Regions from separate parts of the Mus musculus genome. Here region 2 is linked to region 1. A link is a loop called in an ENCODE intact Hi-C map of the cell type or tissue named here. Cell type or tissue: heart. All regions are shown on one strand. Each heading gives the region's core, and the rest is flanking DNA. Links, peaks and the distances in the headings are about the cores only.

What was found. A loop is a pair of places that touch in the nucleus more often than their neighbours do. Peaks named below come from ENCODE experiments on the same cell type or tissue, not always from the same donor. Only the 100,000 strongest peaks of a DNase experiment are listed, where the experiment ranks them.
Region 2: it touches region 1 in a loop (2.1-fold over the local background); 2 of 42 quality-filtered maps call a loop at or near these places.

The regions. Positions count from the first base shown.
Region 1 is chr8:35,288,815-35,304,003 of GRCm38, forward strand. No RefSeq gene overlaps it. Among named protein-coding and RNA genes, the nearest start is that of Gm34647, 35 kb to the left of the region's middle. In heart, for the core only: no CTCF peak of the experiment used is centred there; no DNase peak of the experiment used is centred there.
Region 2 is chr8:35,196,234-35,211,422 of GRCm38, forward strand. No RefSeq gene overlaps it. Among named protein-coding and RNA genes, the nearest start is that of Gm34474, 15 kb to the right of the region's middle. In heart, for the core only: a CTCF peak has its summit at 9,610 (motif pointing left); DNase peaks (open chromatin) are centred at 9,588 and 10,268; H3K4me3 peaks cover 1,204 bases; H3K27ac peaks cover 4,273 bases.

The sequences.
Region 1 (15,189 bases), core at 3,921-11,920:
TGCAACGGTAGCAAGAAGGGCCTGCAAAGAGGAAAAATGTAGGTTTCCTTTCAGGATCTTCCTTAACTTCCTGAGTCACCTGGGAAGCCTGCATCGGTTTTGTCTTCTTCCGGGTTTCGATGACAGCGGGGAGTTCCTGACGGGGAGTTCTGTGAATACAGGGGCTCTGTGTTTAGCTTGCAGACAAACCTGACGCTGAACCTTCCAATCCTTGAGCATGGTAGCTAACAGGCCCTGAAATGATCATGGGTCAAAAGCAAATTCCCTTACATTCTTGTGGTTCTATAAAGCATGCGGAACCTGTTCTAGCTCTTTGTAGGCTCTCCTCAGTCGAAGTCAGGGGTAGTAACCCTAAATCATGGTAGTTTGATGACATGAGTCAGCTCAGGCTGCTTCCCTTCTCACCAGTGCAGGAAGGCTGTGCTTACTCACAGTGGCAAGTCTGTCTTCAACCCCACCATAAACATAGATAAAAAGCATGGTGAGACCATCTCTCCTGTCACGGGTGGAAACTGTGGCCGGAAGAGACCTCGTGTCTACTGGCCTGTCACACAGTGTGTAGGGCTAATGTAGACTGTCAAACAAATCCCCCAGAAACCCTTCTCTCGTCCATACCCCCACTACTGTGGACTTCACTGAGAGCCACCTGTCCTCTGCTGGGGCCAAACAATGCTCTCGTTCTTGTCCCTGGCGTGAGCTTAAATGTCCACCCTCCCAGATCCTGCGTCCCTTTACAAGGTTTTCATTGTGCAGTCGAACATCAAAGAGCTCGGCTTCAATAGACCCTGCTTTTGAGACTGAGACGCACTTCAGTCTCCTTGTTGTAATTCATAAACCCAAGAAGACCAGGGACCCGGCTCCACACCTCTGACCATTATCATCACAAACGGTGAAGTCAAATGAGTTAGGAGAATTAATCTCTGAGTGAGCACACTGGGGGAGGAGGGTAAGAAGTCAATATTTCCAAAGGATACATACATACAGTAGCACCTTGGAGAACCGTGTGATTAAAGGAGGGAATTTAAGATTTCTATATGAAACAAAGGGTGAAAAAAATGTTTTGTTTTATTTTGTTTTGTTTTGATTTTTCAGAAAGTTCATCCCAACCTTGAGAGCTGGCCAGAGACTTTAGCGGTCAGTTGTCTCTTTCCTAGTTTCAGAATTCAACTCTATGTGATTTGATTATATAAGAAAATGAGAGGAAAGACTTTGGCCTAAATAACAAGTCATATGACCATTCTTATCTAAAAGTATACTGAGCGGTGGTTTTTTTCCATTCTAAAATAAGGTCAGTTCTCACACACACACACACACACACACACACACAATGTGCCAGTACTGCAAGCAACACCTTTTGGGTGGGGGGAGGGGAGGCCTTTGCTTGAGAGTGCAGGGCTGACAGGCGGCCTTTGTTGGCTTGGACTCAGAGAAAGTCCAGACTTCTTAGGAACTGAGCAGAAATTCAGTCTTGACTTAGTGTGGTGTGACACCTACCTTATAATTCAGCCGTCGGATGCCTTCAGCTTCATGTGTATGTAAACTAAGGAAGGTTCCAGCAGCTTTAAGGCTTAAGGGATTCAGGCAGAAGGTTAGCTTCTTATTTCGGGTTGACCACCCAGAAACAGCATCTCCATGCTTGCCCCGGGTCTAACCTCATATGTTTCCCTGGGGGACTTTTGAACCTAGTTTGATGGCTGGTTACACTTGGACCTCTAATGGATTTTATGTGATAGTACAATCTGGGCCCAGAGACAGAGGTTTCTAATCACAAATCAGAACAAATATCTCTAGGAAGGCGATAGTCATGATAGACTGAAAACCCTGTGGCCCGGATTACAGTGAGAAATGACTATCTCTTACTCCTGGAACGGGTGGCTATGCTACCTCACAGGACAAAAGGACACAGGGACCTGGCAAAGGCAATCGACTTACAGGACTTGAAATTGGCTGTTGCTGCTGGACTGGGATCCGGGAAACTGCCAGGAAACAGGACCTGTTCATCTTCAGGGACTGTAACAGACCCCTGAGGTATTCGAAATAAAGGAGGCTATATTATGGCCACAGGTTCAGAGGTTCGAGTCTGCGCTTTGGGTCTGTGTCGAAGCAATATATCATAAGAGAAGTACAGCAGTGTGGCAGAGCAACATAGCTTCCCTCCTGATTAGCATGAAGAGGGACAAGGACCCCGGGATCTCAGGATCTCCTTCAAGGGCACACACTCCTCAGTGACTTAAACACTCATGGAAGCCTCTAAACAGTTTTACCGCCTTCCAACAGCACCACGCTGGGGACAACATTTTACTGGCTGGATATTTGGGATACAATTAAGATCTGAGCTATCACAGCTTGCTATAAGAAAGGGACAGATGGGAGGGTTAGAGTCAGGAGAGGAGAGACAGTCATGAAGGCAGCATTGGGGTGAGGGATTTTCAGGTGCCACCCTCCTGGAAGGCAGAAGAACGGGTGCACACTAAGAAGCTGAGTGTCCCTTTAGGAGCTGGATGGGTCAGGAAAGAAGATCTCCTCAAGAGCTCAGAGCTCACTGCAACCTTGTATTAAACAAGACTCATTTAGACATCTGATCTCTGGGCCCGTAAAGATATTTGTGTCGTTTCAAGCCATTAAGTGTGTGATAATTTGTTATGGTACAGTAGAAAACAGCTGCTATTAAACACTTTTTAAAAATATTTTTTAATTAGGTATTTTCTTCATTTACATTTCAAATGCTATCCCAAAAGTCCCCCATACCCTCTCCCCCTCAACCCCCTACCCACCCACTTCTTGGCCCTGGCGTTCCCCTGTACTGAGGCATATAAAGTTTGTAAGACCAAGGGGCCTCTCTTCCCAATGATGGCCAACTAGGCCATCTTCTACTACATATGCAGCTAGAGACATGAGCTCCGGGGTATTGGTTAGTTCATATTGTTGTTCCACCTATAGGGTTGAGGACTCCTTTAGCTCTTTGGATACTTTCTCTAGCTCCTCCATTGGGGTCCCTGTGATCCATCCAATAGCTGACTGTGAGCATCCACTTCTGTGTTTGCTAGGCACCGGCATAGCCTCACAAGAGACAGCCATATCAGGATCCTTTCAGCAAAATTTTGCTGGTATATGCAATGGTGTCAGTGTTTGGAGGCTGATTATGGGATGAATCCCCAGGTGTGGCAGTCTCTAGATGGTCCATCCTTTCGTCTCAGCTCCAAACTTTGTCTCTGTAACTCCTTCGATGAATGTTTTGTTCTCAATTCTAAGAAGGGGCAAAGTGTCCACACTTTGGTCTTCATTCTTCTTGAGTTTCATGTGTTTTTGCAACTTTATTAAACACCTTTTTAAAGATTTGTTTTTATTTTATGTATTCGAGTGTTTTGTATGTATGTCTGTGCATCATGTGTATGCAGTGCCTGCAGTGGCCTGAAGGGGGCACCCTATCCCCTGGAACTGGAGTTATAGGTGGCTATGCGCCATTATGTTGGTGCTGGGAATTGAACCCAAGTCCTCTGAAAGAGCAGCCAGCGCTCTTAATCTATGATCTGCCTCTCTGGCCCCATAATAACCATTTTTAAAAACCTAAATGCAAATGTCTGTGATAATGGATTTGGCAACTATTAAAGAAAATGTATGTATTGTATTTTCAAGAGGAGTCAAGATATTTGTTGTGATTTTTATATGAAGTGATCCACCAAAAGAGTCATATATCAAAGGTTGAGTCCCTACTGGTGAATCCAATCACTGTGGTGATTTGATCGTAATGATAACAACCTTATTGGAAGCTGGAGAATGTAGGTCCTAAGAAGGTATGCATCTGAAGGGTATATATAGACTGGAGCTCTGTCTGTCTGTTTGGAAGTGAGCTGTTTTATGCCTCACCACAGGCCCAGAATCGATGCAGCTAAGTGATAGTCAAAACCTCTGAAACCACAAAGTTACAATGAAATTTTCCCTATGTAAGTTGCTTTATATCAAGTGTTTGCTGCACTGGTAGAAAAATGCCTAACACAAAGACAGAGAGGGAAAGATGAAACATTCAAATCCAGAGACCAATATGTCAGGAGTTTGGTGACTCCTCTATCGCTGGCTAGATCACAATAATCTGTTCTAATCACACTGTCACCAGAATCCAACTCGGCCCAGACGGTTTTCACATATTCGTCAATATATGGAACACCGTATTGGGATACAGATAATGACCTTAGATCTTAAAACGATGCTCCAAGCTTGCCAGCCTTTTTTCCCTTCTCTATGACTCTACCAGGAGCTTGACTATGGTGCATTAGAAGTAATGAGCATTCTCCAAAAACAGCAGCTGAAGCAGAAAGACCTTCAGAATTCGCATCCTTTGGCAATAAATAAATAAATCCAGCTAATTAAAATACTTATTCTCAGGGTTCTCCCTCGGCCATCTTATTTAGAAACAACAATGGGTATAATATCTACAGTATTGGGACCAAGAACATCTTGTTCTAAAATCCTGGATCTCAGAGCCAGTGTCTCCAGCTGTGGAGACCGTCTGGGAACACCCATCACTCTCTAACCCATGGTGCTACTTTATTATTGCCATAAGAAAGCTAAAGCTATGTCATTTATTTGCTTATCCCATCCCATTTCTTCCTGTTTGAATATCAGGGCCACAAAGGCAGGAGCCGTATCTACTTCCCTGTTGTCACTATCACATCTGGAACGGTGTGTGATTAATAGTGTGTGCTTAAACAATAGTCCTTGAATGAACAGCCCATTATAAACTGCCCAAAGGTTCTTTGGTGAGAGAGCAGGAAGCCAGGGCTTGCTGGATTCCTCCAGTGAACCTGCACTGTGTGCAACCTTATGTAAGCCCTGTGGCAAGGACACTGGGGTAGGGAGGTACCGTTTCGTGTGTGCACTGTGAAGTTAAGAAGAAGCACGTGAGGTCAGGTGTTCGACCAGACAAGCAAGACGCCCTAGTGAAGACACAGCCTTCATACAGAGTGTGTGACCCTCCTGACTGTGGCGTTGCTAAGCAGCCGCATTGAACGAATGGAAATGTAAGAGGAGAAGAGGTGATTAAGAAGAAATGTAAACACGCATGAACGCAGTGGACAGCCTCTAAATATGCACATCACTCAGGCTGAGAGTCATTCCACTGTTTAAAGAGACACAGCCTCCCATACAGTCCTGTCCCTAAGGGGAAAGACATCAACTTCATTTGGAAGACACATCACCAGGGCTGGAGGAAGTAAAATAGCGTGCTATTATAGATTCCCTGTGTTTTCCTACATCCCATGCCTAAAACACCACCTGTCCCTGCCACCCCGCCCCCAACACCTGGAACCCCAGTGTCCAGCATTTCTTGCCCACTGCAGAACGTCATGTCTAGACTCCCTTCGCCTTGCCCTGTACTCCCCAGAGCTGTCAAGAGCTTCCAAGAAGAAGCAGCTTACCATCTGGCCCTACTTGTAACTCACTGGACATAATTGGAATGTAAGGTCCAAGTGATGGAGTTCCCTGTCTCACCCCTGTCCTCACCCTGGACCGCTCCTTTAAGCTGTCTTCCTCGGTCTTACTCTCTCCATGAGAGCTGTATTGTAGCTGATCCTCCTACACAGGGAGAAGCCCTGTCACCCAGGCCTCACTGAAATGTCACCTCCACAGAGGAGCCTTTTCATTGTGCCCTTCCATCCCTGCCTAAGTCTTTGAATAGTGTTTAACACTTTCTAATGCTGAATGCCTTTAAATGCTACTGAATGGCAAACACCTCAAAAGCAGGAATGCTCTGTAGTGACCAAGCCAGGACATTCGTTCAACAGGTTCTCCAGCACAGGAGTGCAGATTAAAAAGAAAAAAAGACAATAAGACAACATTGTAGCATGACCCCAGCCAGTTCTGAGGCTCTGAGGCTCTGAGGCTGAGGCAGGTTTATTTTTTTCCCAATCCTCCCCCCCCCCCCCCCCCCCCCCGCAAGACAGGGTTTCTCTGTGTAGTCCCGGCTGTCCTGGAACTCACTCTGTAGACCAGGCTGGACTCAAACTCAGAAATCTGCCTGCCTCTGCCTCCCGAGTGCTGGGATTAAAGGCGTGTGCCACCACGCCCGGCTCTCCAATCTGCTTTTATACCATTTAAATACGTGCAGGTAATAAGGGCAAGCAGTACAATAAACACAAATAGTCAAGGAACAAGCGAGGCAGTAAAGAGAGTCCCCTGATCACTTGTTCCTAAGGGCTTATCAGGATGACCAAGATATCTGAATCTACTTCCCTGTCCTAGCCCCAAGTCATTATTCTTGCCTACTCAAATTAGACTCCTGCCTGAAATTACTTCCTTGTCTTTGGCCAATATCAGATTCCTGCTAAGCGGCCCCCAAAAGCTCTCCACACTGTAGCCCTTTGGAGGAAATTGCCTGACATTAGGGACTCCTTGTGCCATCCTTCTTGGGAATTGGGGAAGCACATAAAATTCAGTAAGGCTTTTTCTTAATTAGTGGTCAGTGGGGGAGGGTCCCGCCCACTGTAGGTGGGACCACCCCCTCAGCTGGTGACCCTGAGTTCTATAAGAAAGTAGGCTGAGCAAGCCAGCCTTGGGAAGCAAGCCCTCCATGCAGCCCTCCATGGTTTCTGCGTCAGCACCTGCCTCCAAAGTTCCTACCCTGTTTGAGTTCCTGCCCTCACTTTTTCCTATAATGAACAGTTCTGTGAAAGTGTAAGCTGAATAAGCCCTTTCCACCCCAAGTGTCTTTGGTCATGGTGTTTCACCACAATAGGAACTGTAGCTAAGACAATTTCCTAAAACAATCAATTATGTGCTGGGTATTTTATGTCCAATTGACACAAGGTAAAGCCATCCGAGGGGACAGAGCCTCAGTTTAGAAAATTCCTCTGGGATATCTAGTTGTAGGGCATTTTCTTAATTAGTTATTGATGGGAGAGGGCACAGACCATTGTGAGTGGTATCATCATCCCTAGACTGGTGGTCCTGGGTTCTATAAGAAAGCAGGCTGAGGGCTGGAGAGATGGCTCAGCAGTTAAGAGCACTGACTGCTCTTCCAGAGGTCCTGAGTTCAAATCCCACAACCACATGCTGGCTCACAACCATCCGTAATGGGATCAGATGCCCTCTTCAGTTGTGTCTGGAGACAGCAAGAGTGTACTCATAAATAAAAATAAATAAATAAATCTTTAAAAAGAAAGAGAAAGAAAGAAAGAAAGAAAGAAAGAAAGAAAGAAAGAAAGAAAGAAAGAAAGAAAGAAAGAAAGAAAGAAAAAAAGAAAGCAAGCAGGCTGAGCAAGCCAGTAAGCAGCAGCCCTCCATGGCCTCTGCATCAGCTCCGCCTCTAGGTTCCTGCCCTGTTTGAGTGTCTATCCTGACTTCCATTGATGATGAACAGCAATATGGAAGTGTAAGCCAAATAAGCCCCTTCCTCACCAACCTGCGTTTGGTCACAGAGTTTCATCACAGCAATAGAAACCATAAGACAAGTCACTTCTTCCTTCAGCCAGAGCCTCCCCTGTGTAGGAGCTCAGAATGGACGCTGCTGTTGGTAGCCATGGGGAAGAGAATCCACATGACGGATGTATACTAGCTTGAGGGAAGTGGAAGGTAGTCTCCTTTTCGAGAATCAGCATGGCTGCTAACTCTCAAGGAATCAGTGTTTTAACCAATGGGGCTTTGGTACACGCACGGCTGCGGACTCTAGGCTAATGTTATCACTTTCCATCCACCACAAACCCCTGTGTGATGGGGAAGCTCCTGCAGCAACAGGCAGTCTTGGCATAGTCGTGCCTGTCACTGCAATGTTTTACTCACTCTCATTCTTTGTCTCTCTGTTTCTTTGTCTCTCTTTTTGTCTCTCTGTCTCTGTCTCTCTCTCATTAGCCCTTGTGTTAACCACAGCTCTATCAAGAATTGAACACACACCAGGCGGTGATGGTGCACGCCTTTAATCCCAGCACCTGGGAGGCTGAGGCAGGCAGATTTCTGAGTTCGAGGCCAGCCTGGTCTACAGAGTGAGTTCCAGGATAGCCAGGGCTACACAGAGAAACCCTGTCTCGAAAAACCAAAAAAAAAAAAAAAAAAAAAAAGAAAAGAAAAAAAAGAATTGAACCACACTCAGCCTTAAGGCTAAGTCCTTAGTTTCTTCAGGTTTAATTTCTCTCACATGAATGACGCTGGCTCTCTCTTATTCGACTGAACCGAATTAAGTGCTAAAGAGACTGCATAATTAGAAGATAAAATTACAGCAAATCTAATTTCACAGATCTTAATTAGTTTTATTTGCCATTCCAGAATTAGACAATAGTGCTAACTGACAAAGAAAGGTCCAGAAAGCCCTGCCCGGCATATCAAAGGAAGTGACACAGAAAACAAAGTAAGCCACACGAAAAGGCTGACTGGCCATAGCTCTGTCTTCCATGAACTCGGTCCCAGTAGTTGGCTGCTTGTGACTGGCTGGGATTCAGCTACAATTCCAGTTATAGTGATGTTTTCATATCAAGTTAGGCTGTGGTTCATTAGACACAGAAAAACCCTTAGGCCAAACTTAAAACATAAAGCCAAGCTTAGTTTGTGATGAGAATGGAATGCAGCTCTCCTGATACCATGCCATAGACTGCATATCCTATGTGTCCACTGTGGGGTTAGGGCCGCCCTTTCTATATTTATTTTAGGTGCTCAAATACGTGGGCAACTATAATGTAAGGTAGTGTCTACAGTCTTTACTGATAGTTGAAAATTCCTCAGTTTTCCCAGCATCCCCTCATTTATTCGATGGGTTCTGGTACATCAGGCCCAGAGCTCACAGTAGCTAAGAGCTGGGGCCTCCTTGTGACCACTTTCTAAGAGCAGAGCAGGCTGACTGTGGTTTGAGTTCCATACATAGGATTCCTTGGAATCCGACTTAGGTAGAAGGGCTGGGTTCTAGCATCTGACTTGAGACATATGGGCATCCTTTGGAATTCTGCAACTCTGTGTAGCCCTGGCTGTTCTGGAACTCACTCTGTAGACCAGGCTGGCCTCAAATTCAGAAATACGCCTGCCTCTGCCTCCCAAGTGCTGGGATTAAAGGTGTGTGCCACCATGCCTGGCAGGAATTCTGTAACATCGTGGGGTTTGGCCACGAGAGATAATTAAGAACCAATTCACAAGGCACATTTATTAACTTGTAAGAGACCATGACTTTCTCAGGCCCAAGTATTTACCATCAAATGTTCTTGCACTTAGTCAAGAAATGTCCAGCACTATGAAGTGGTGCAAAGAGATTGGATTCACGAAGCTGAAGATTAAGAATGTAAATCTCACCGATGAGGAGGTGCTGGGGTCAGGACTGGCACACAGAACTGCGTCCTCTCTAACTGTTAGCAACCTCTCTCTTATTTGGCTTTGCCCTCAGCTTCTGAGCCTGTGAAGGTGAGAGAGAGCCCAGCCTTCACTGACCAACAGTATGCACGATCTACAATCTGAATCTTGCATGGCTCTCCACGGGGCTTATGTTTGGAAAGCTCGTTTCCTAGCTGGTAGGGAGTTTGACAGGCCACCCCATCTCCAAACACCCCCCTCCCCACAGCCTTGAGACTCTGTTTCCTACCCACAGCTCACTTTCCTCATCCGGGTCTGAGATCTCTGAGTCTAGACATGAAATGATATAGTTCTTGTGGGAGAGCAAGAGATAGCTTCCTGGAGAAGACAGCTAACCCTTTAGGATGAGCTTTAGTGGGGTGGGGGGAGGGGAGAGAGAGAGAGAGAGAGAGAGAGAGAGAGAGAGAGAGAGAGAGAGAGAGAGAGAGAGAGAGAGAGAGAGAGAGAGAGGCTATGAGTGCAGGTGAGATCAGGCCTTGGAGTAAGATAGCAGCTGGGATAGTATGATGGGTTCTTGCATGGAAAGAGATGAACCACATGAAGAGACCACTTAAAGCACTTGTTCTCAACCTGTATGTCACGACCCCTTCACAGGTTAATGTACCTTTCCATGGGAGCCACATATCAGACCTCCAGAGTGTCAGATATTTTCATTACAACTTCTAACCATAGCAAAAATGCCGTTATGAAGTAGCAATAAAAATTTTATGGTTGAGGGTCACCACAACATGAGGAATCGTGGTAAAGGGCTGCAGCATTAGGAAGGTGGAGAACCATTTGCCTGACTTCCTTAATTATGGTTGGTTTGGTTCAGGGACCTTGCTGGTGGGGCTCTATAGGTGAAGGGCATTTCATTTCTCTTGCCATCATCTTCCTGTCATCACCATAGTCTCCCTGTCAAACTCTATCTCCCTGTCTTAAGTGGTTGTACATGTCTACCCACTGTGTGTGAAATGTACGTGTCTACTCACTGTGTGTGAAATGACCTCACTCCAGTCGGCATGACAAAATCATGAGGAAAAACAAATCGAATCACCCCATGAGCTGAGTGGATGCTGTTCAACAAGACTTCGTGAGTATTCGACCCAGAACTTACTTGGAAATATTTCTCATAACTCGCTTTAAAAATAGCCTCAGCTAATCATAGGCAGTAAGCCAACCAGTGAGTTATATAATTAAGAACCTCACGTTGGTTCATATCCAAATAAGGTAAATTCTATGTCATAGCCATCCATCTATGGCAAGAACCTAGGGTGACCAATCAGATCTCTCCTCCAGTTCGCCCCCATATTGAACATATACAAGTTTGCCGCTCCTATTGGGGGTGAAGAATCTCAGTTTGTTTGAATGTTGCCCAGTCTGTACAATGGTCTTTGCTCGGATATGCTCCAATAAATTCTGTTTGTCTAAATACTTCCTTTTAACACTATTATCTTTATGTTTTGTCTAGAACGGTATATATATTAAATGGACTAAACTGTATACATTTATAGAATCTTAAAATAAATTGCTTTTGAACAGGAGGTTCTTTCTCTGTGCACATCAGTCTCTAAGATAGAACTGGACAATGTACTGCTGTGGGAAATAAAACCTGTGACGTAACCTGTGGAACTGAGGTGTGAACGGAGCAAATTTGGGATCCAAGCTTCTCTTGGAGATGCATCTTTGAAAGCAGGTAAAGAGACAGAGGCATTTCACACATATGCCATCAGGGTGCATTAGAGGGCATTTGCTAGTAAGCCCAGAGTTAACCAGAGAGTGTTCAATAGTCTCCACTCTCCAAGATTCCCAGTGAACCTGATATTTAACTAGACACTACTGTTGAACCCCTGGAAACAGGACATTAGATATATATTTGGCACTCAAGCGCACAATAAGGCTAACATTAGCCCTCTGAATAGATGGTTTTCAGATGTTTCTCTGTGTGTCTTGATAATTATTATGACACCAGACACACAATCACAGGTACATATGTAATTATTTGTATGACATATATATTTTATGGGTAGTGTCACCACACACTATTGTCAATTTTCTACCTGTGTGTTTTAATAATTACTGTGATTCAATGCCCATGTATAATTTTATACACATAGAATTACATAGAATTAATATATAATATAAATAATACTCTTCAACATGAGCCATATATTTTTTTAATTACCCAGTCCCTGGTGGATTGGATTACAGACCATAACTATTTTTCTTCTCTTAGCTATGTGCATAGGGGTCTCTCCTCCTTGGATCTTGAGCCCCGGATAATCAAGGGTACCCCAGCTGAACACCCTTGGCTCTAATAGAGCACAGAACAGCTGCACCTGGAGCAGGTTACCAGACAGGCTTGTTAACAAGTCCTTCCCTCACTAGCTCCTGCCAAAAGTTGTTGTCAGGATATCTTGTTACGAACAAGATAAATTAGAGGTGGGAGCCTGGCCAAGGGTGAGACTCCTCTGGAGTTATCCCAAAGGGACCCCATCCAATTGTTTAGGCTGATTGCCTGGCTGAGCCAATCAGAATTTTCAAGAGACCAGGTAAGCACTTTTGCTGAACCCATCTACGTCCTGGTTGCCAGACACCAAGGTTGAAGTGAAACTTGAGTGTACAGTTGCCAAATCTCTTTCTCTGTCGCTCATTTTCCTTTCTTAACAATGCAGACAGTCACTGCAAAGCCACATAGACAAGGACAGAATTCCAATGCCTGCCCTTGCTGCAGCTGTATGGGATCACCTCTTGCCACCCTCTTCCTGGAACTGGGACTCGGGGTCTTTTGGGTATTCCACATCCTGGAGGAGAGCCTGGCCTGTCATCTCACCTTCATCCTTCCCTCCATCCCTCTTCTGCAACTGAGTTTCAAAAGTCACTTCCAGCCAAAGTTTTCCTGTGCATGTGACACTGCCAGGCTAAGATTGATTTACCAAATAAAAGGACATTAGAAATCCACAGAGTCAGATCAATCTTTAATGAAAAACCAACAAACATTAAAAAGCCACCATTAAGTAGCTCAGGGTTGAAGGCAGCTCAAGCTAATTGGCACCCATAGGCTTTCACTGGCTGCCAAGTTCCAGGGAACTGGCTGTCACCCCAGCTCCACCAAAGGAGGCCAACAGGGCCCAGTTGCTAATTAGGGGGATGTGGGCTGCAAAGCGCCCCTTTCCAAATGCACTTTCTTCTTTGCATAGACAGTGCCCTGAAACTTGTAACTTGCCGTGATCAGTAGCGAAGACGTTACTAAGTGGCGTCTGTTCTCGCTCCATAGAGCATTATCAACCAGCTCCCCAGGGACCGAGGGGCAGGAGAAAGGAAGCCATACTTGGAGGGCGAAGTGTATTCACAGTGCTAGAGCAATGTACGGTGGTGTATGAAATTGGATCTTTGGAGAGATAAAACAGAATGACTCCCTTTGCAAACATTTAATTGTCAGCGTTTTCTCTAATTAACTGGTTTCCAACTATTTTTTCCCCAACCCTAGGCACTCATTAGAAGTCCCTGGTCTGGGGGCTGGATGTCTAACACAAGCTGCTATCCAGCGATTCTGGAGATGGAGTCTAAGTATCAGCAGTCATTGCGGAGCATCTCCCAACATAATTGTCCTTAGTGGGGCAGGGTCAAAAACTTCTGTTCCAAGAATAGACAATTGTTTCATGACATTATTTTTCTTTTGTATGAAACAGGGTCTTGCTATATAGTCCAGGATGGTTATTAAGTTTCATCCTCCAAAGGGCTAGTACTGTAAACCTGTGACTTCACTTGGCTCAATATAGTTGGTCCTCCTCCTCTTCATCCTCCTCTTCATCCTCCCCCTCCTCCCCTTCCTTCTTCATGCATATGTGTGTTATATATACAGATGTGTGCACATGTGTGTGCATGTGTATTCTTGTGTGTAGGAGTCATTGTCAGGTGTCCATTGCTTCCCACCCAACTTTTTTGAGATACAGTCTTTCACTGAACCTAGGACTTCACCGGCTTGGCTTGATCCTCTGCCTCTGCGTCCCCAGTGCTGAGATGACAGACACAAGCTGCCACACTCAACGTTTTATGTGGGTGCTGGGGATCTGAGTTCAGTTAGTTCCTCAGACTTACATAACAAACACTTTACTGATGAGTCATCTCCCCAGTCCAGGGTACCTTTTTTACATAACAGTTTTACAAACACATAACAAAAAGGTAAATGTGTCATCTAGGACTCTAAAAAGGCCTTAAACATGCCATTTCTACTTTGTCCTCATGGCTTTGAATATATCCATTCATGGAGTAGTTCTTGTCTACAGAATAGTTTCTTTTTTTCTCAGAGACATGCATCAGTTTACAAGAACTGCCATGACAAAATGCCACAGGCTGGACAGATTAAACCACAGAAACAGGTTTTTCAGTTCTGAGGCCCTGACAGCTGAGTAAGATCATATATATATATATATATTTTAAGGTTGTTTCTCTGAGAGAACCGGTCTCCTTGGCTTACAGGTGGCCATCTTTTCCCTGTGTTCTCACACGGTCTTCCCTCTGGGTGAATTTGTGTCCTGGCCACCTCTCTTCATAAGGTCATATTTGGATTGGGGCCCATGAATATGAGCTCATTTTGCATCAGTTTACCTGTTCAAAGGAACCTTGTCTCCTCCAACTAATTGCATTCTGGGATACTGGGGGTTAGGATGTCAACCTATGAGCTGGGAAGAGGGACAAAATTCAGCCCATAAGGAGCACTTTTGAAGTCAGAGTAGATGTTTTTAAAATGTTCATGGAGGAGTGGGGTTTACAACAACTCTACTTTAAGACAAGTTTATTTAATAAAGGGGGGGGGAGACACTGAGAACGAACAGAAGTTGCCCAGGCGTGTGTACTGTAAAGGCCTTGAACCACAGCCCATCAAGATGGGAAATGTTGCCAGAGGGAAAGAGTCCTGGGGCTCACTGAAACTCACTCCAGCTACATCCTTGTAAAGATGCCATCGATTGTCCGCCCATCTGGGCTCTCAATGGCCTCCCTTGTCCGAGTTGGCCCAGACAGCCCAGGTTGCTGTTAGAGCATGGTGTCATAGATCATCTCTTCCTAAAAAGTCTCCCTTTTCTTGGCACGGCAGTCGCTCATGAATTTATAGGAATTAAAAAGACAATGCACACTACATCATGGGAGTCCTAGACATCCGTTAAAATACCATATTTTTTTCACCTTAATTAATTCCCAGGGCTGGGAAGATGTGACCTAACTTCAATTTCCAGAATCCACATTAAAAAGTGTGGTGTGGTGGTATGTGCTTGTCATCCTAAAGCTAGGGAGACAGAGATGGGAGCAGAGAGGAACCTCCTTCTGACTTGCTGGCCAGCATGTCCAGCCAGGCTAGCAAGTGCCAGGCTAAGGAGAGCTTGGTCTTAAAAAAAAAAAAAAAAAAAAAAAAAAAAAACCAAAAAACAAACAAAAAAACCATGGCTGATGATGACTGAAGAGGAACAAAGAGAAAGATTGACTACTGGATTCCACATGTGTGTGCACATATGTATACCTGTACATACACAAATGAATAAAAATAATAAATAAATAATTCTGTAAATATGTGGCTGCTGGAAAATCCCACCCCTGTGGGTTTGAACTTAAGCACTGTGTTTAACTTTCTATAAAATTGGATGATTCAAGAAAGAGAAGAAAGAAGAAGAAGAAGGAGAAGAAGAAGAAGAAGAAGAAGAAGGAGGAGGAGGAGGAGGAGGAGGAGGAGGAGGAGGAGGAGGAGGAGGAGAAGAAGAAGAAGAAGAAGAAGAAGAAGAAGAAGAAGAAGAAGAAGAAGAAGAAGAAGAAGAAGAAGAAAAAGAAAGTAGATCAGATAGAAGATTGCAAAGTGTGTGAGCATGTGTAACATGTTTGTGTGTACAGGTATTG
Region 2 (15,189 bases), core at 4,794-12,793, 92 kb before region 1:
CCCCAGCACACAGAACATGGGCTTAATTGCAGCTAGAAAGAGAGCCTGTCAAGGAACACAGAGAGCCCTCTCTTACACATGCTCTCTGATAGTCAATCTAATTAGCATGCTTCAGTGATTAAAGCTGCATAACCACCCAGGGCTGAATGTTACCCTGCTAACGCATGCCCAAGGGGCCCCAGGTCCGGAAGCAGCTTACAGCCAGCTGCAGTATCAGAGCCTCAGATTTGTTTGATCCTGACTCTTCTCGGCCATGAAATCTCCAGGCCCTTCCTGGCCTTGATGTCGTACCCAGAGCTGTGATCTGGCTCAGGTCCTGGATTCTGGTCCTTCCTCTGCAGCCACCTCTCAGTTTGGTCCAATCCTTTTTCTTCCTGGTGCCCCACATAGCCACCTGCACTGTGTGGCTACAAATATTTGCTCAGGATCATTTTAGCAGCTGTGAAGTGTCTTGGGATCTGTGCATGAAAAGCGCTCTATTCAAGCTTATGAACCAAGTGATGACTCTGGCCCTGTGCACATCACAGGAGACAGACTGGGACCTATTCATCCTTCATACAGCCAGATTTTATTCCGAAGCTTCTCTGGGTGCCAAAGGCAGAGGACTTGTCAGGGAACTGAGCAGTCTTGCCATTTTCAAAGAACCTTCTATTTGGTAAAGTTCCTCTTCCCGTTGTTAACTATTTCATTACATGTTAGCCAACGTAACGGCATCAGGTAAAGAAAGGAACAACTATGCAAAGAGAAAGCTCTTCTTACGGAAGCATTAATTATACGTTGTTGAGAAGGTGAAGGAAGCCATTTTCCTGCTGGGATCTGCACTGTTAGCATACCAGACACTTCTGGAGTCCACCCTACACAAGTATTTTCTACTATCATATTTAGTCTTATAGGTCTGTGGGGCATGGTTTTTTGTTTTGTTTTGTTTGTTTTGTCAAGGCACCTATAGTATAGACCAGAGAATGCACACACTATGTCTAGAATTTGTTAGGGACTCATTTGGGTGTCTTAGTCAATGTTGGCTACTGTCACAGAACATCATTGTCTGGGTCACTTGTCAGCAACAGAAGTTTAATTCCTACAGTTCCGGAGGCTGGCAGTCTAAGGTCAGGTGTTGACAAGATCAGGTTCTGGTGAGGACCCTCTTCCCAGTTAAAGATCCTCATGTGGCAGATAGAGGACAAGACTCCTTTGTGGGGGCCCCTTTGTTAAAAGCTCTAGTCTCATTTATGAGAACATCCCATCGTGACATAATCACACCCCTGGACAGCACAGTGTCCAATGTTACCCTTATGGACATGTACATCGTGGCTTCCTTCCGTTCTTAGTGGGAACGATAATCTATCTTTTCTTTTCTTCAGAAAAGTCTAGGATACTATGTAGCCCAGGCTGTCCTCAAACTCTCAATCTTCCTGCTGTAGCCTCCCAAGTGCTGCGGGTTATAGGTTTGTATTATCATGACATAGCAAATATCTCATGCCAAATTACTGAAGTCTTACTAAGCCAGGCTGTGTCTTCCTCGTTCTTCCTCGTTGACATAATCCCCTCTCCTCCAATTCTTTGCTCATCAGACCCAGCCATATGGTTTTCTTTACTTATTGTAGTTTATTCAAGTGCTAGGGGTTCTGGCTTTCGCTCCTCATCTCTCTCCTCCAGAACACTCTGCATACCAAATGCTGGGTTTTAAAAAATCATTTGGACCTGTGTGTAAATGACATGTTCCTAGAGACTAATTCCATGAGCATTTTGTGTGTCATGTTACCTCTTTCCTTTCAACACCAGAATATGGATTACACGTGCTGGAACCTTGTCTGAGGTCCTTTCTCCTGTGACCCTGACGCCACGGAACCCATCTGGTGTATATCCCCCTCTTTAGATATTTGTCAGATGACTCAGTGGGTGAATAAACAAAAATCCTTTGAAGCTATGATGAACTCACTTTGCAAGGCTCTGTCTTTAATACATGCAATGCAAACCCCGTGACTCCCCAGCTCAACTAGCAGAAAGCCACAATTCTCCACCTGGTATGCCCATCACTTCAGCTATGTGGCAGCTTCCCTATGGCCAAGAACCAATCTCTAAAATCTCTAAACGGTCCAGTGAGCTGCCATTCATTGAGAGCTAGGTAGAGTAGAAGGGTCTTTGTAAGAAACTTTGACTATAACCTGAGAAAACCAGGACAGAGGTGAAGCCAAGGGTCCTGCTTAAAGGTTTTTTATGACAAAGTGTCATAGCTGAAGTGTCGATAGGAAGAGTTGGGGCTTCTGGGTTCACGTGCACAATAGCCTGAATGCTGCTCTTGAAGAGGGGAGCTGGCTGGGGCTATACCATGCCCTCCTGGGAAAGATCTGATACCCTAGGCTGGTGTGACTTAGGAGGGAGGGAGCACGCCAGTAGAAGTGAGTGCTCCCTCCCTCCAGAAGATGATGTCTGTCTTGTTGCTGAGTGGAGTATGTTTAAAGGAGGGCCGAGGAGGACTACAGGAAGTCTCTAACAGCCCATGAGGATGAGAAGACTCGCACACAAGAAGAGACCTGAATGCAGAATGGAAAAAAGCACAAATCAGATCGAACTCTACTGTCAGAATGGCAAGAAAGAACTAAGTCAGCTTAAACTAGCTCAATGTGTGTGGAGGCCTTGTTTCATGTCGGGATGAGTTCAGAATCCTAATGGAAGAGCAGGGGGAGGAGGGAAGTGTGCTTTATCTCTGCACAGACTGAAATGGACCACACCCTCAGGGGTCTCACAGATGGCTCTGATCTCCAAAGGCAGCTGGGAAGACTGACAGCTCAGAGGATGAAGGGCTTGTATTGTTTTGCTTTTGCTTCTGTTTTTGAGTTAAATGAGAATTTTAGGTGTGTGTGTGTGTGTGTGTGTGTGTGTGTGTGTGTAGAACCTAGGAAGATATATATTTTTTAACTTCAATAAACTAATATTGGGCTGAGGTTGTAGCTTATTTGCCCAGACTGTGTGTGCAGTGCACTAAATTTGATCCCCAATATCACAAAACAAACACATACATACATACATACATACATACATACATACATACATACATCTATTATTGAGCAAAAAAAGCTTGAAGCTAGAGGACAGTTTTATATTTAAATGGAGGATTTGGGGAATTAACATGAAAACGTATTATGGTACTTTCAGAATTCATCTGTTCTTTTGTTTTACAAAGAGAACTCAGGAGTATCTTTGGAAGTTCTGAAATATACATATTCCTTCCCCCAAAGAGGAAAACTGCTTCCGTTCACTGCTTTGGCCTATACTATACCAGTTACCATGACTAACACAAAACGCCTAAGTCTGGGTACTTTAAAAGTAAAAAGTTTACCAGCTCCTAGTGTGAAGGCTAAGGCATCTGATCTTGCCATAGCCTCCCTGATCCCATGGCATTACAGTAAATGAAGTCACCATTGGATCATGTGTAAGAGGAGAGACTAGTTCTGTGAGACAGGAGGCTAGAGAATAGGAAGGGCTTGCTCTGTATAGCAACTGGCTCACACAGGAACTAACTGGGTCTACTGGAAAACTATGTTAATCTTCTAAAAGAGCATCTATAATGATTTAACCGCTTTCACATAGCTCTACTCTGTACGTGTGTCTGTGTGTGTGTTTCATGTGCATTTGTGCACATCTATATCTATGTGTATAGAGGCCAGCAGTTGACATTGGGTATCTTCCTCATTTGTTATCCATCTTATTTTTTGAGCTAGGATCCCCCACTAAACCTGCAGTTTGCACTAAACTGGGTGAACTGCTGGGGTCCTGTCTCTGTCTCTCCAGCACTCAGATTATTGGCACATGTCATTCATTGAATTCAGGTTTTAAAAATATGAGCACTGGGCATCTCAACTGATGTCTTCATGACTGAAAGGCGAGAATTTTACCAAAGAAGTCTCCCTAGTCTTTGGCCTTACCTCCTAAAGACCTCATCACCTCTCACAGCACTGCACTGAGAAATTCAATTCTTGGGTCACAGAAGCATATCTACACCAAAGCAGCAGCTATGCAGGGTACTCTGGGCAAAGGATTCTGCGAATGCCATACCACAACAAACAAAGCCACCCACATGATTTTAATAATAAATATACGAAAGCAAAAACAAATTTCTCTTTGTTTGCAAAGGAAGAAAACCAAAAACTTCAGACATGAAAACAAGGGAGATAACAGAAGAATTGTTAAGCAGGTTGAGCCCCCGGAGCTAGCAGGAGCTAGTGAAAATAATTACTACTAGCAGAGGTAGATCATAGAACAAAAAGGACACTTTCCCTATATGCCAAATGAACAGAACAGAAAATGTAAAATGACAGGGAAAGAAAACTATTTAATAGGGCAAAGATATGTCAACAAAAGCGTATAGATAATGTAGCTTTGGCCCCCTCTTCCTAAGTTCTTATAACAAGGGTTAAAATGTTAAGGAGAGGCTAGGGAGATGGCTCAGTGGATAAAGCATGTAACGGTTGAGTGTAAGAACCAGAGTTCAGATCCTCACAGCCACTTAAAGTAGGGTGGGTGTGGCGATCCATCCCAGGGCTCTGAAAATGGAGGCAGGCAGTCTCCAGCTGGCTAGCTAGACTAGGTGGAATTGAAGAGCTCTGGGTTCAGCCAGAAGTGGTGCCTAGGAAGATGAAATGGAGAGCGATGGAGGACCACGCCCAGCTTCTACCGCTGACCACTACAAGCCATACACATGAACACATATAGCCACACATACACACATATAGAAACAAAACAGCAAGGATCCAGGTGTCATGGTGCACATCTGTAATCGGGGTTTACTGAGGCAGGAGAATTGAGAGGTTAGGGACAGCCTGGACCGGAGAGGAAGACACTGTGTCAAAAAGTTGTAAAGGAATGAATTTAAAAGTTAAGTAGTAAACAGACAGACAGACAGACAGACAGACAGACAGACAGGCGACTGGCCTGGTCCAGTTGCTTACAGAGATCACTGAGAAGCAGGGCAGGTCCTGACTAGGAACTGTGGGAGCAGGCCCCTACATGAAGGCTGAGGGGCAAGACTCAGCAGGAAAGAAGAGGGGGCTGGGGGTATTGTGTGGCTGCAGTCCTCCGTGACCTTCCCCTGGAAGCCGGTTATGTCCTCTTTGACATTAGGACGGAGTGGACTCTAACAGTTCTGCAGGGCCTTGGAAGGCATGTAGATAGCATGAGCCAGGAAGTAGCCAGGGATTTGGTAGTAAATCAGCTTGAGGAATAGTATATACAAATTAGTCATTTGAATCCACAGTCTATCAGTGTATTAAAGGCTCTGGCAGGTCGTGCAGCTAGAGAAACCAGTTTAATTCATCAATGTCTCCGCCAGCAGCCACGCAAGGAAGCCAGAACTCTATAGGCCACTCCCTCACTTCCTCCGCATGCGTGTTCAGCAGCAGCAGCAAAACTGACCATGGCATCCGCTCTGGCTGATCAATTGCTAATGCCCTCTCTTCCTCACGTCCCCGTGTTTCTGCCTGAAGTTTAACCTGCAGCGAACAACACGGAGGCACTCCAAGCGGACGTTTTCTTCTAGGTAAACCCTCTGCAGATGTCTGTGCAAGCTGCAATCTGGCTGCCCAAACCACTTCGGTCTTAGAGAGTGGTTTTGCAGGAGTCTCCTGTCTCAGGGCCTCCCCCTATCAGTTATGACTTAGGTAACACCCAGCTCACCTCGTTCCAAGAGCGCGGCAAAACGGACTCCGCAGAGTTGAGGCTTTTTGTTAATGGGGTCAGGTGCCCTGAAGATGTGGGATGACGCCTCCTGGTTGCAGCCAGGATGCACCTACTGCTGGCTTTAGGGTACTTCCCTCATCTCTTCTCAAGTTTAACCTACAGTCATTTGCTCACCCTTAGGGTGGTGGCTGAACAGGCTGTTTTGGATCGGAAGACTTAAAGCTCACGTTATTTTTCTTTTCAATTCTGTTTTAATTACCTGATGATAGATCACGCTGAAAGGATTAAGTCCAAATCACTTAGCATCTCTTCCCGAGAGCCCCTCCCACCACTGACCAGCCAGAGGCACTGGGGCTGAAACACTGGGGAAACCCTGCTGTCTCCTCAATGGGCCACTTGTGCTGTTTGCTTGCTGTTACTATAACACGCATGTGAGATGATTATCTTATGAAGAAGAAAGGTTTATTTTGGACTCCGGTTTAGGGATATAGCCTGTGGTCAGTTAGACCCATTACTTTTAGGTCTTTGGTGGGAGTCCCATATAGCAATGTCAGGGCGCACAGAGCAGAGAAAACAGCTCATTAAATGGCCAGGTAGGGAAACACAAAAGAGCAAGGTTAGGGTCCCACCCTCCCCTTCAAGGACTTGTTTCTGGTACCTCAAAGACTTCCCTCTGCCTCTTTCAGTGTCCACTCTACCTCAAAGCACCAAGCTGGAAACCAAGTCTTTAAATACACGGGCCTTTGGAGAATATTCCAGATCCACAGTAGTCCCATGCTTCCTCCAGGTTTTGCTCTTCTATAGTCTGTCGCTGGCTGTCCTCTTTCCTTTTCTCCCCTCATGGAGGGACAGCCTGTTTAAGGGACAGTCATCCTATGTCACAGCTTGCCTCTCCTCCCGTGGGCCTGCTGTACTTCCTGCCTCCTGGCCTCTGACAGCGCCCAGGGAAGAGGATTGATGGTCCCGTCACTGGGTGCATGATGCTTTTACTACTGGGTTTCTGGGTTCCATGTGGAGACAGGAAAGACTACCCACAGTCATCTCTAGCTATCAATCAAGAGCAGTGGGAGGGCAGAGACAGAGCTGGCACGGTCCACCCTGTGTAGGCAAGACAGGCCTGGGCCCAGTGGGTACTTTGCACAATCTTAAGGAGAAAAAAAATTTTTTTTTAAAAAAATGCTCTTCAAAACCAACATGGACTAAAAGATGATAAACTGGTCCAAAAGCCACCCTACTTGCGAGAGGGATGAGGAGGCCAAAGCTGGCGGAGCAGAACCGTAGGATGCTCTTCTTGTCTCAGGCAGTGCAGAGGAGCAGGCTGCAGACTCCCTAAACTGTGGTCTCTGGGGATAGGGAGAAGCTTACAGCTACTTTCTCTGAAAGGTCTCTGGGGATAGGGAGTAGCTTACAGCTACTTTCTCTGAAACAAGAACAGGTAGTTGGTGACTACTTTAGCACCTATGTACTTAATTTTTATCATTTAGTGAGAATCTTTCCCTTCCTTCCTCCCTACCTCCCTTCCTTCCTCCCTCCCTCCCTTCCTTCCTCCCTTCCTTCCTTCCTCCCTATCTTTCCTTCTTTCTTTCCTTTCCTTTCCTTTCCTTTCTTCCTTCCTTCCTTTCTTCCTTTCTCTCTCTCTCTCTCTCTCTCTCTCTCTCTCTCTCTCTCTCTCTCTTTCCTTCTTTCTTTCAATCAGAGCTTAGTGCACCTTTGCTAATTTTTCTCAGAAAATCCTGAAGTCAAAGGAACGGCAACCCAGTTTCCAGACCTTTGTCTCAGCCTTGCAATCACCTCTAGGCATTCTGGGTAAGCAGACAAACAAGCACGAGGCTGGGCGAGCAGGAACCACCCCACCGATTTCCTTTTTCAGACTTTCTTCATCAGGGAATTAGGACAACAGCGACTTAACAACAAGGGTTTGGTCTCCATAAAATTATTAATGTCACTTGAAAATACAGTAAGTTGAAAATTCACTGCGTACAGTTAAAGCAATCAGGTCACGGTAGAGCTTTCTTTCTTCCTGTCAGGGCAACAAGGCTGATGGGAGCTGAAGCTTCCTGCCCCACCCAACACGTAGAGGAGAGCCATTAAAAAGTCAAGATATGGTGTCTCCTGAATGGACATTTCATTCTTGCTACAGGAATAATAGTGATAATAATAATAATAATGTCAAATCATTAAAATTCAGAAGCCTGAGTAGTCATCAATTTATATTAATAAAGGTTGAAAACTCAGCCCCACACGAAGATAATCATAGACCATGGAAACTAAATGGGACAACAGGGTTCAGTTAGTCCCCCTCGCCCACATTTCACAAGGTGGATACAGACAGGAAGATATGCTGAGCTCAAACAGCAAAAGACTTGGTGGAATCCTGCAGCTATTTCCTCTAGAGGACAGAGACACAGTTTAAGGTCCTTTTTAAATAGCCACCATTTTCCAGTTTGGCTCTTTAGCAGCAGGACAGCAAGCAGAAGGACGGGCACAGAAGTGAGGCGAGCACTTTGAAGCGACAGGCACAAAGGGAGAGGGGCGTGAGGAGGCCACCTGAGCTTAGTTAGATAAATTCCTCTCTAAGCAAATCCTCACAGACAGGAAAGGGCATAAAATATTTATGTATGAATGGATATATTGAGTTGCTCATGCCTTTTTAAAAATGTCGTAATGTATGGATGCAGTTATATATCTTAATTGCTAATTCAATAAACATTATTAGCATCTACTAGACTAAACCCGTAGGGATTAGAGTAAAAGTGAGGATATAAATATTCATAACGAGAAGGGCAAACATTCACTGACGGTTATGCTTGATAGGCTGGACAAGCCTTGGCTTATTTACCCAGAACACTAAGTATGGTTCTTTCCCCACTTTATAGGTGAGGAAATGGAGACTTAGGGAGTGACGGAACCTGCCCGTGGTGGCAGAGCTGGAAGGTCTCAGGGCAGGTGGGTGGCAGAGCTGGAGGACGGTAGAGCTGAGGGTCTGACTCGGACTAGTGGGGTCCCTAACCATTAGGCTCAAGAAGCTTACATGAGAACTCTTCCCCACGAATTTGGACTAGACTAGGTGGAACTCATCCGAGCAAACATCACTCCCGCCAGGTCAAGACTCACAATGAAGGGAAGAAAAAAAATGAGGTAGGGGTCTTCAAATGGAAGAATGGAAAGGAAGGCTTCGGGGAGGAGGAACTCACAGGCAGGGGTGAGCAACGCAGGTGAGAGGAACGTGGGAAAGTGCACCTTAGAAACGGTGGGGCGGGGCTTAGCAGCCGCAAGCAACACATGCTAAGAAATGATGCGAGGGTTGGACTGCTCACATCCCAAGGGAATCAGCGCGTCTTGAGTTCAGTGTAAGAGGAACATGTCTTGATGCAACGAGGATGGAGCAAGATCTGGAGATGACAAGGTCACTAGTGGCCACTGGAGCGCCTCTTCATGGAAGCAGGCAGCGCGGCTGTCTGTCTGTCTAGCCTTCGAGTTGTGAGCTGCCAAGAGCTGCGGAAGCTGCAGAAAATAATTCATCTTTCCTTCCCATTCCCTTGGGTTTTAGCGACTCTGGAGTCTGGAGATCAGCAATAGACTACAACCAGGAGGTCTGTAAGGAAGGGGAGGCGTGACCAAGGAGAGGCTGGCTCCTAAAGGAAGCGTTTCTGTCCAACGTTTCTGTGTAGTGAGTCTGCCTTCAGAGAGCTGAGTGCTTGTTTAGCTAAGTCATAGTTTTCACACTAAGGACCATGAACCAGGCTAAACCACAGACACCAGCCAGCTGCATGACCCCGGTGCCTCTGGCAATGGCTGTTCATCTTTTCTAGTTTGCAGCGTGGGTTTTGTCTCATTCCCACTTCCTGCCCCTAATTCCTCTCTAACCTCCTGCTGTTTCCTCTGTTCCTGAGGGTTACCCATGTCATTCCTCACACGTTGGAAGCGCAGCGCCCCCTTGTGATTATGACCACTTACCTTGGACACTCTCAGAAAGCTGAACAAAGCAAAGAACTGTGGCTCCACCTCAAAAACTCGCAGCCTTGTCCTACCAGCTCCCCAAAACCATTAGCGCCACTGAATCGATTTTATTTACTAAAGTTTAAGATCCACTGTCCTGGGAACGGAGATCCTGGGAGCATAGCAGCTCAGAAGAAGGCCCAGTGACAGCCGTGGACACGCCTCCACTCTTCCCGTTTTACATCTCAGATGTGTTTCCCTTACCAGGGATCAGTTTCTGAGGATGGAAATGGCGTCTCCAGCTCCCAGAGCCCAGGGGACATTTATTAGATACTGTGAAGATGACTTATTGTTAAAGGGTCCCCTTCCCTTCTTTCTTTCTTTTTCTTCTTCCTTCTCTACTGCACCCCTCCCCCCCAGCCCTGGTTGGCATTGAGCATAAAACATAGGTTTTAGAAAGCGGTTAATGTTTAAAGGGGAACTCATCAGGTTAGGCAGGGCATGGGCAGGTTGCTCAACTGACAAACAAATCCACCTGCTTTGTTGCTCCCTAAGCTAACAGGAAGCAGCCAGGAGATGGTCACTCACCCAGCAGTGGCTCACACCACCTGGCAAGCCACCGACAGGGCGACAGCACAGCGTGCTGCAATAGCAAGAGGCTATAAATAGACTTTTCTAAGAAGCTGCGGGCTGGTGCTGGACAGGCCTGATGCGGAGGCCTGGTGTGTTGCCCTTCAAACAGATAGGGAACAGTTCTAGAAGGACACTATAGAATGTAAGCCTCCTCCCAGTCCCTCTTCTTTCCTATTTTGTTACCTATGCCTGAGAGTCTCCATTGGGCTCCTAATTGCTGGTTCCTAGCTTAACAATACTGGAGACAAGGGCAGAAATCCCTTGGTAGGTCTTCATGAGGGGAGCCTCGTTCTTATTGCCCCATACTTGTCTAGCTTCTTACTCCTTATGCATGACCCTCTCTGTTGGTCGACTGATGTCCTTCTCGCCTTTTCCACAAGACTAATTCCCCTACTCCTCCATTTGTTCATGTTTTCCCTGTTTGGACTCTTTGAATGCATTCCCCTTTGTTTATAATTGTGGTCTGCATTTTAAGCACATACACCGGTTCTTTACAGACCAAATACATGCATGTCTACCAGTCTGTGTGAAATATAAGAAAAGCTTACTTTTCATGGATAACCTGTGATAAACAAACATGAGCAGGAGTTTTATATTCTTCCCTGCCCACCACCAGGTCATTTTGCAGATTCTGTAGCGGATATCACTGAGCACAGTACCAGATCACTGCTGGGCTCTTGAGGTTGGTTCCAAGTCATGCATTTATCCACTCATTCATCATTTTAAGTGACTACTGTGCTCAAGCCCTGGGCTAGGCTTGGGAGCTAATAGGAAGGAGGCCCAACCTCTATTGCTCGGGAGCTCAGACTGTGGGAAGAGAGGTACACATAAAATAACTCCTTAAAGGGAGAAGAGAGAAATAACTGCCCATGAGAGTCAGGAGAAGCCTCACAGAGGATTATTTGTACTGTGGTGAAAGAAGAGTGGGGGTTTGCTCTGTTATGAAATGGAGAGAGGCCCTTCTAGCACAGGGAATGCAAGGGCACAAAGGTGAAGGAGGAGACAAAGGAGGAGGAGGAGGGGAGAAGGGAGGAGGGAGAAGGAGGAGGAGGAGGGAGAAGGGAGAAGGGAGAAGGAGGAGGGAGAAGGAGAAGGGAGGAGGGAGGAGGAGGAGGGAGGAGGGAGAAGAAGGGAGGAGGGAGAAGGAGAAGGGAGGAGGGAGAAAAAGAGGGAGGAGGGAGAAGGAGAAGGGAGGAGGGACCATGTATTGAGAAGCTATAAGCAGGTTACTAGACAGGCGGGACATGCAATACAGTGACACAGACAAGCACTGGAATGAATAGCTAAGGCCAGATCATGCAGACCCTTATCTACAGTGTCATTAAATCCAGCTTTCATTCCGAAGTTAGTGTGCGTCACGGATTTGTCAAACTCTGCTCTTTCCCAAGTGGCTTTTAACCCGTATCTCCAGAGTTCCCGGGAAGGAAGGCCCTGCCATTGACTTTCTCTCTTTGTACTTTTGTTAAGAAAGTGATGTCTGTGCAGCATTCCCACAGAAAACACTTATCTCTGAGGCTCATTAACCCACCACATTCCTTTCCTGAGACACTTCACCACAGAAATGGTCTTCCGGGACTTCTGCTCCTAGAATCTACCATTATCCTGTGTGTAATGGTTGCTAGGCATGGACCCCGCAGGCTTTTCATGTCTAAGGTACTCTTTCTCGGGAGGAAAAATATCACAGATGATTCATTCCCTCGTGGTTGGTACCTTTCTGTTGTTTTGCCAGGGAGGACCACTAACTCCCTCAAGCCTTCTAGGCTTCTTGCTTTGTGTCCAGGGTCAGGCGTTTCCAGGATCCTTCCTCCATGTTGGAGGCGTGGTTTGTGTTGAGGCACCAGCCCTCTCCTCTGCTGTGCTCTGCCATGTGCTGAGACCACTGGGCTGAGCTCTGGGACTTATCCTTACGTGCAAAGATGAAATAAAGTGAAGAACACCATGATCCAGAGAGAACGTGTATTGAAATAGAAATGACAGTGCTTGTGCTCTGGGCTGGGAATGACTGTTACAGATGATGAAATGAGGAGACAAAGGGGCCTCTGGAAGTACGTGACTTCCAGGACAGCTGACACTCTGTGCAAGAGGAGGCTGTACTAGAACAGGAACCGGAACTGAACAGGAAGTGAACGTGCTAGGCTCAGCCCTCATGTTGAAAGGCACACATCCTCTCTGCAAAAAAAAAACAAAAAAAAAAAACAAAAAAAAAAAAAAAAAAAAAAAAAAAACCAAAGACAGGAGCTCATTTGCCATCTCAGAACCTTGTGCCACATAGCTGCATTACTGCACTGTATCTCAGTTCTTGGCAGCCATGGAAAGAGGTATCCAGTAGCCACCACCTCCTGTGTGTGTGTGTGTGTGTGTGTGTGTGTGTGTGTGTGTGTGTGTGAGTGATGCCGGGATGCTTTTATTATTCTAGTACAGATTAGAGTTACTGACCGACTGGTTCTCTTTGGAAATGCTTAGAAAGAGAATGCAATAGGCATTCCTTGTTATTTTCCATATTCTGAGTCTCTTCTGGTATCTTAAAACTAGGAACGAGGCTAGGAAGGGAGAGACATACATAGTGAAGCAAGGACCTGACTCGTCATCGGAGACAGAGAGAGCCGTTCCCTATGTGACCATGAGTGTTGGCTTTGGTGTGAGTGTGTTAGAGTTCTCTGGTGGAACAGAACTTTCAGTGTTAATTTATGTAACAGAGGGAAGTTACTAGGTTGCCTTATTAAGACCTGGGCTGGGTAGTTCAACAATGGCTGTCTGAGAAAGCTGGATTGGGTAAAAACTTCTGCTTAGTCCAGGAAGCTGGAAGTCTCATCAAGGTGACCTGAAGACAATTGTGTAGATATATTCTCTTGGTTGCTAATCGATGTAGGAAGGTCCCATTGTATGGTACCAAATATATGGGAGTAAGCCTGGCTATCTAAGAAAGGTAACTGAACCGGGTGATGGCGGTGAATACCTTTTATCCCAGCACTTGGGAGGCAGAGGCAGGCAGAGTCTACAGAGAAGGTTCCAAGACAGCCAGGGCTACACAGAGAAACCCTGTCTTGAAAAACAACACAACAACAACAACAACAACAACAACAACAACAACAACGACAAAGAAAGGTAGCTGAATGTGAGCCAAGGATCAAGTCAATAAGTGTGTGTTAGGGTAACTCTCCAACCCAAATATGCCCCAGCAATGAAAACACAACTCCATTAATATGAATAAATACTGTGCACCTAGATTGGGCAGATCTACTGCTACACTACCATCTTCCACATCAATGAGACCCCTTAGAACTTGCGGTTTCTCCAGACCATGTGCTTCTGGCCGCTTTCCTTCCTTCCTTCCTTCCTTCCTTCCTTCCTTTTCTTTCTTTCTTTCTTTCTTTCTTTCTTTCTTTCTTTCTTTCTTTCTTTCTTTTTCTCCCCCCTCCCTCCCTCCCTCCCTCTCTCTCTCTCTCTCTCTCTCTTTCTTTCTTTCTTTCTTTCTTTCTTTCTTTCTTTCTTTCTTTCTTTCTTTCTTTCTTTCTTTCTTTTCTTTCTCCCTCCCTCCCTCCCTCCCTCCCTCCCTTCCTTCCTTCCTTCCTTCCTTCCTTCCTTCCTTCCTTCCTTCCTTCCTTCCTTCCTTCCTTCCTTCCTCTCTCTCTTTCTTTCTCTCTCTTTCTCCTCCTCCTCCTTCTCTGCCTTCACCTTCTCCTTCTTTCTCCTTCTTTCTCCTCCTCCTCCTCTTTCTCTGCACCCTCTCCCTTTTCCATTTTCTCCTCCTTCTCTCTTCCCCCCTTCCGCTCCACCTTCCCTTTTATCTACCCAATCATCTGCTCTCCTTTTTTTTTTTTTTTTTTTTTTTTTTTTTTTTTTTTTTTTTTTTTTTACAAATTAAGGTGGGAAGCAGGTTTACAGGAAATCACCTGAGTGCTGACTCTTTCCGTGTTCCCAACCCCTCACAGGAGAAAGGAATTAACTTCAAATATAATTAGCCCCAGGGCTGTCCACAACAAATAAGCAGCACTCTTCCATGACTTCTGCTTCAGCTCCTGCTTGAGGTCTCGCCTTGACTTCCCTCAGTGACAGGCTGGGAGAAGTATACGTTGAGCTAAACCCTTCCCTCCTCCAGTTGCTTCTGGTCTCAGTGTTTATCGCAGCAGCAGAAAGAAAACTAGAAGAGCCTGCCGAGAACTTCACCTATACTGTGAGGTACTTCCAGGCTCAACTGAGACGACAGACACTCTGGTCTATTTCGTGATGTGCTTAGAGGTTGTAGAGTGGTTTCTGGAACAAAGTGGCTGTCATGGTCTGGAGGTGAAGTATGCTCCCAAAAACTCATGCCTTTGGTTCCCAGTTGGAGGACTATGTCACTAGGAGGTGACTGGATCATGAGGGTTCTAACCTTTTCATAGGACTCATCCATCCATGGATTCATAACTTGATGGTGTCTGATGGGAGCAGGGTTTAGTTGGAGGAAGTGGGTCACTGAGGAAGGTGCCCTAAGAAGTTTCACCTTGCTTTCGATGCTTTCTTGACTTTCTCTGCTTCCTGGCCACCACTGGGTGGTGCTTCCCTTCACCGTGGGCACTGGTAACCACGGGCTGCAACCTCTGAAGATGTGAGCCCAAAGGGCCGACTTACTCCTTGTCAGTTGTTTCTTTCTGGTATTTGCCACAGAGATGAAAACTTACCCCTGTGATACATGAATGGAGGTTCAAATAATTTCACAAGTGTGGGCCAAAAGTCAGAAACTCTCCAGAGCACATACTTGTATGGTTATATGTGCTCCAGAACACATACATGTATGGTTATATGTGTTTCATGTTATTTTCTTACATTTAGAGGTTTTTTTCCTTCAACTGTTCACCCTAACTTTGGCTTTCACCTGTAGCTTGCCTATAGCAAGGCTTGGGAGACTATGGCCTGTGTGTCAAGCCCTGACCATGGATTTCTGTGCCACCCATGAGGTTG